Linked DNA regions of Homo sapiens: region 2 is linked to region 1. A link is an interaction called in ENCODE POLR2A ChIA-PET data of the cell type or tissue named here. Cell type or tissue: B cell. All regions are shown on one strand. Each heading gives the region's core, and the rest is flanking DNA. Links, peaks and the distances in the headings are about the cores only.

What was found. ChIA-PET counts read pairs that join two places held together with the same protein. Peaks named below come from ENCODE experiments on the same cell type or tissue, not always from the same donor. Only the 100,000 strongest peaks of a DNase experiment are listed, where the experiment ranks them.
Region 2: POLR2A ChIA-PET joins it to region 1 with 10 read pairs; 2 of 35 experiments call an interaction of 5 or more read pairs at or near these places.

What each region holds. Positions count from the first base shown.
Region 1 is chr7:43,868,121-43,871,035 of GRCh38, reverse strand. URGCP-MRPS24 (URGCP-MRPS24 readthrough) reads left to right here. Exons shown (of 7, transcript NM_001204871.2): 5 at 1,660-1,728; 6 at 1,962-2,073. The coding sequence ends at 2,050. It overlaps MRPS24 (mitochondrial ribosomal protein S24), which reads left to right and starts at 1,519. Exons shown (of 4, transcript NM_032014.3): 1 at 1,519-1,579; 2 at 1,660-1,728; 3 at 1,962-2,073. The coding sequence starts at 1,541. It overlaps LOC124901620 (a long non-coding RNA gene), which reads right to left and starts at 1,390. Exons shown (of 2, transcript XR_007060296.1): 1 at 202-1,390; 2 at 1-88. RefSeq lists an enhancer at 1,038-1,157 and silencers at 1,388-1,447, 1,748-1,807. In B cell, for the core only: no CTCF peak of the experiment used is centred there; DNase peaks (open chromatin) are centred at 1,475 and 2,145; H3K4me3 peaks cover 1,889 bases; H3K27ac peaks cover 1,195 bases.
Region 2 is chr7:44,881,359-44,884,273 of GRCh38, reverse strand. PURB (purine rich element binding protein B) reads left to right here. Exons shown (of 1, transcript NM_033224.5): 1 at 1-2,915. It overlaps MIR4657 (microRNA 4657), which reads left to right and starts at 2,474; the gene lies at 2,474-2,526. In B cell, for the core only: no CTCF peak of the experiment used is centred there; no DNase peak of the experiment used is centred there; H3K4me3 peaks cover 1,334 bases; H3K27ac peaks cover 42 bases.

The sequences.
Region 1 (2,915 bases), core at 116-2,615:
CACTTGTCCAAATTACACAGCCAGGAAGCATTGGGTCCACGATTTGGACTCAGGCAATTCAGATGCCACATCCCATGTTCCTCACCACCTTGGAGCAAATTAATGAAACTTAACAATTATAAAATTATTGAACATTATGAAAACTTTAAAAAATAATTGTCAGTTGAAAAGGATTTCTTAGGAAATGTTGAAAGTTCTTACATTTGCAAAGTATGCATTGGAGGGCACCTCATCCCTGTTCTGTCCCTTTATTCAATATGCATAACAGTTGGGGGCCGCAGTTCCTAAAAAGTAAGAATAAAACATTTCTGGTGAAGTGGACATGGAAGACCTTGTCCTTTTATTACGGGTTTTTTGAGAACCCACCTTCATGTAATCAGAGGAATCTTGGTCATGGGAAATGGGCTGGACTGAAGTCAAGAGACTTGTGTCTTGGTCCCTCTTTCCCTCTTCTCAGTGTGGTCATGGGCAACTCATTTCCACCGTTCTTCCATTTCCCCTTCCCATGGATCATAATCCAGTCCTCCCCCTGACAGGAAACCGCAGCAGTATGCAAGTACTGTACCATTAAGGGGAATGATGTAGACCCAGAACGGCCAAAACATTGGCAATTTCACATCACTCAACCAAACACAACCCATCATTGATTAAATATTCTCTTGATCCTAATAGCTCTATAAGGTAGTACTATTATTAAGGCCCATTTTATAGATAATAGAACTGAGTCTTAACTGTACAAAGATTGTTATACATGGGTCTGACTCCAGAGCCCGTGTTTTTTCCATGACCGTGGTGACTTCTAAAATAAAATATCCCGCGTTGCTATTTTTCCGTTTGACATTAATAATTACTGGATACCAATAATAGTGGCGACGCACTGGTTTCAGCATTACAGGCCCTGCGATATTCTCACGAATCTCCTTGCCCTCCGGCCCCTTCCCCGTACTTAAAATTTTCCTTCCTCAGGGGCCAGTCACCACTGTGGTCACATGTGGCAAACCCATTCTTGCATAACTGCGTAAGTCATCCTTGAAGAATTGGGTGACGTTTTAACCAAAATATGTTTCTTCTTTATTTGTGGATAAAAGTCTGGAGGGTTTTTCTGTTTTGTTTTTCTACGAATATTATTTGGAGGCATAACTAGGACCTGGGGAAACGCTTGGCTCCTCTTCGAGCCCCGAGGGTGCAGGTTGGGCAGGGCGGGCTCCGGTGGGCCGCACACCCATCACCCGTACTAGCGTGAGGTTGTCGAAGAGAAAATCTCACGTTTCGCATCCTCAAATTTCCGGATCTGAAACCCTATGCAAGCAGCAACCGCGGGAGAGCGAACAGCGGCGGGATGAGCATTCACAAGGCTGAGCATTCACAGGGCTGCGGGGAAGGCGGGAGTAACAGCTAGCAGCATACCGCGGCCCCGCCCCGCAGAGGCCCTGCCCCGCCCCCGCCAGAGTACAGAGTACGAGCTCCGACTTGGTCTCGTCCGCGGTCGTCCCCACCCCTCAGCGCGCTGTGGTACGTCCCGCGCTCCGCTTGGCCCAAGATGGCGGCCTCCGTGTGCAGCGGGTTGCTGGGGCCACGGGTGAGTGGGGCGACTCGGCAGGTCCCTGCGAGTCGGAGGTGGGGTCCCTAGTTTCCGCCTCACGCGCCCTCCCTCCACAGGTGCTGTCCTGGAGCCGAGAGCTGCCTTGCGCTTGGCGCGCCCTGCACACCTCCCCGGTCTGCGCCAAGGTGAGCACCGCCGGGGCAGGGGCCTGGGGGCCTGGGGGCCGGGGGGCCGGGGGCCGGGGAAGCCGTGCGGGCTGAAGGGGGCGTGTCGCTGGGGTCCGAGGCGGGGCTAGGGTCGGGGCTTAGGGATCAGGGGATTGGGGCCGGGGAACAGTGCCAGCTGACTGGGGGGACATGGCGCGAAGTAGGGGTCTGGATCGGGGATCTCGTGGAGTCACGGCCCCTTTTGCTCCTAGAACCGGGCGGCCCGAGTACGCGTAAGCAAGGGGGACAAGCCGGTGACCTACGAGGAGGCACACGCGCCGCACTACATCGCCCACCGTAAAGGCTGGCTGTCGCTGCACACAGGTGAGCGGACCCCAGGCCTCCAAAAGGAGCACTCAATCCGACTGTCATGTAAACAAAATGAACACGTGTCACAGGTTTTCTTTAACTCAGGAAATAATGCTAGGGTCAGAAATCTATGAAACCAACTCAAGGGAGACATAAAAAAGCAGAGATATATATAGATCAGGATGTTGAAACAAATTTGAAGATGGATGCAAAACTGACTTTTTCCATGGCAGGCAGGGACTCAATTGATCCTCCACTGAACAGAAATTATTTGCATGTCTACAGACAAGAATTATTTTGCATTCCTGTCAGTTATCTGTAATTTACAGAGCTGTAAAATAGCTCAGAGTCAAGGAAAGGAGTGAAACCGTTGCAGAATCTGATAACCCTGAACAGTGTGCTCTAAGGAATGCAGTTTTCCACTAAAGCACAAATTTTTCTCTGTAAATATATACAGACAACCCTCGTTATTCATGAATTCCATATTTTCAGATTCTTCTACTGACTAAAATTTATTTGTAAGCCCCAAATCAACACTCTGGGCACTCTCAAGGTCACTCTGAGATGTGGGTGGAGCTGCCACCCCAGGTGCATGTCCCGAGCTGAGGTCGACAAGGCTCTGCCTAGTTTCAGCTCTCGTACTGTAAAAGGTGTCCTTTTTATGGTCTAGAATCTTTTTTTTTTAATTTGCATTTTCGTGCTTTTTGTTAGTGATTTTGCTGTTTAAAATGGCCTTGCAATGCTGAAGTGCTATCTAGTGTTCCTAAGCGGGAGAAGGCTGTGACGTGCCTTAGGGAGAACATACATGTATTAGAGAATCTTTCTTCAGTCATGAGTTGCTCTTGGCCCTGAATTCA
Region 2 (2,915 bases), core at 192-2,691, 1.0 Mb before region 1:
AGTTAAGAGAAATAATCGTAAGAGAACAGTGACGGACAACTTGAGAAAAGCAGTCAAGTTCCAAGGAACTGACAGCAACCTGCAAAGAGGAAAACAGCATCTCCTCACCTGCGTAAAATTGTCTCAGCTTCTGTTGTTTCTCAACTGAGGTTCGTAAACCCATCAGGATAATCCCTGGAGGGAATAGATCCTTGCACATCCAGGGCAAGAAACATGTCCAAGTTACCCAGACCATTGATAACAGTTGCATTTAGGTTGCACCTGGGTAATCTGGCATAAAAGATCTCTCTAGGCCTCACTGTTGCGGTGTCTATCCCTTCACCTCCATTGAAATCAGCATTTTGGATCTAGGTCTTCATGGAATCCTTGAGAAGAGAGGCCTTTACAATTACCCAGTTCTGAGGGTTCAGGTTCACGAAAAGAAATGCAACTTGGGATAATCATGAACAGGTTAAAGATAAGATTTCAAGAAGCCATCTAAGAATACAGAACCAAATTGGATCCATTTTTTTAAAAAAATGGTTTTGCATGGAACCTGGACCAAGGCAAATGTCTTTTCTTCGCAGAATTGTTTTCCAGGATGCCAGTGGATTCAGATAGCAATGCTTGGAGTAGAATCCGTTACTAAAATAGTTTCAAAGTTGACAAAAAATTTTCAAAGATAAAAGCAGTTTTACATTGGGGGTTGCTGAGGTAGGCACAAGAAAAAGTCAGGCATAAAGCACAAGGCAGACTGTTTGAGTGGATTGGTTGCTGCTCACTAAAGTTGTTCCCCTGATCTCTAAATATGGAGGTCATTACCAAGAAATGCTTTGGTATGAATGAGAGCCAGATCTCCACTGTGTGAGCCAGTGAATTATGGCTAATTCGGCTGTTACAGCCACTGGTTGGCTGGATTTTAAACCATAAAACTTGAAGATTACCTACAAAAGTAACAGTGTGGCTATAAGCCTGAGCTTTAATGGATATACATCCTCACAGAAAAGTTGGAAATAACCAAAACTGAAGTCTTAATTTACCTTCAGTTTAATCTGTGGATTTGTTCAAATACTAAAGATCCTCAGGTCCAGAATTCCAGCATCATTTATTCTTTTAAAATTTTTAAGAACTTGATCCATTGTATCAGTACCTCACAATCAGAGTTGGCAAATGATGGATGAGTGATTCAAGCAGTGCACCCGGTGGAAGCTGAAATCCATCTGTGAATGGAACTGAAGTGAACGTGAATATGCTGACTATATCCTGGAAGCATTTTTATACCATCTTGAAATTTCAACAAACTGGCTTTTGCCAGTTAATCCAGCTGTCTTTCAAGAATAAAAGTTGGGGTTTTCAAGGATCGCCTCTTCTATATTTTAAATGGATTTTCAGTAGAAATGATTTTTACTAATCAAGTTAATCCCACCCCATCAAAAGGTATTCCTAGAAATGTCATAGACCTAGGTAACTTTGAATTGAATGGGAGCTAACGTTCTTTCCAAAGTTTTCAGGTATTCTTTGTGTGACACCTTCTCAACCAGGAGGCAAGTAACCCCGCCTCCACAATCTTAGTATTTTTTTTAAACTGCATGCCTGCCCCTTATTTGAGCTGCCTTTTTAATTTATTGCATATCCTTTTTATTATCTTATTTTGGTATTATTCAATCTATACAATCTTTTTGTATTTATTGGGAAATGAGTAATATACAAAAAGGTTTTCATGTATTTGTGGCTGAGAGGGCGGGAAATAATTGTGTACATAAAATTAGGCTTTTTTAAAAAAATAGATTATGATGCAGAATATTGTTGATCTTAGATTAAAAAGTGGAAGAGCCACAAACATTGGTGCCCTTTTCAGACTATTTCTCTACTCTCATCATCCACAGTAGAATTTTTAAACAGATTTTTTTAAAGCTTTTCTTTTAAATTTTTCTCCGTTGCAAAGAATGTTTCCTAAATTGTATGGGAGCAATAGTATTTTTGATGTTTTAATGACATCCGTATACTTGTACTGTATTTTGTACTACAAGGCAGCTGTTTTTCAATAATGTCCTGCTGTATTTACCTACGTGTTTTGAGTGTCTATTTCTTTGCTGCGGAGAACAAATTCCTAAATAGTTTTAGTAAAGGAGCTGAGAAGCTAGCATTAGGTTTGCAGAAACTATTTAAGTTTCAACTCTGAGGCAGCAATGAAAATTTAAGTTGCAGCTATTAGTTGATTGCTGTAACTTTTTCATTTTCAAACCATGTACAATTCTTGTATAGACCAACTTGTTTTCTTGCTTCAGTGGTGGTTCTGTTGCTCAGCTGCAGTGAGCCAGTTCAATTTTGCAAAGGTGCAGTACCTCTCCTTTTTAAGGGGTTGGTTTATTCTTTTTTCTTTTTGTTTGGCTGAATTGCAGTAACTAGCCTTGCCTTTCTATTCTGTAGAAATGACAGGGTCTTCACAATCCTTCACCAGTGGCTACTAAGCTATAATTAGCTGAATAGAAAGAATGTGGAAGTGGTCTGAGGCATATAGAGTATATGCCAAGAACACTACCATATATGGCATCAGCTTTGGTTACCAGAGAAATTTTCTTAGTCATTAGACCATGTAACAGTAATATATCATATGTAAATCTTTAGATATCAATTTGAAAATCCTCCAAAAAAAGGAGCAAAGAATGCATAAGCTATGTGTTGGCAAAAGTAATTTATATTAAAATTTTGACCTGCCTATGTAAGATTAAGTGGTAATGTCATAGTGGTGGGTTTTTAAGTCTTAACCAATCTCTAAGGTTTGTTTCTCCTGCAAGGGATGGTTCATGGCCTCTCTTCCCACTGCAGGAAGATTGCAGAAGGCTGTGGATTAATTGTAGCATTTCACTGATCTTCACTCCAGTCACTAGGGACAATAGAAACCTGCAAAACACAGATTCATTCGTAAATATTAT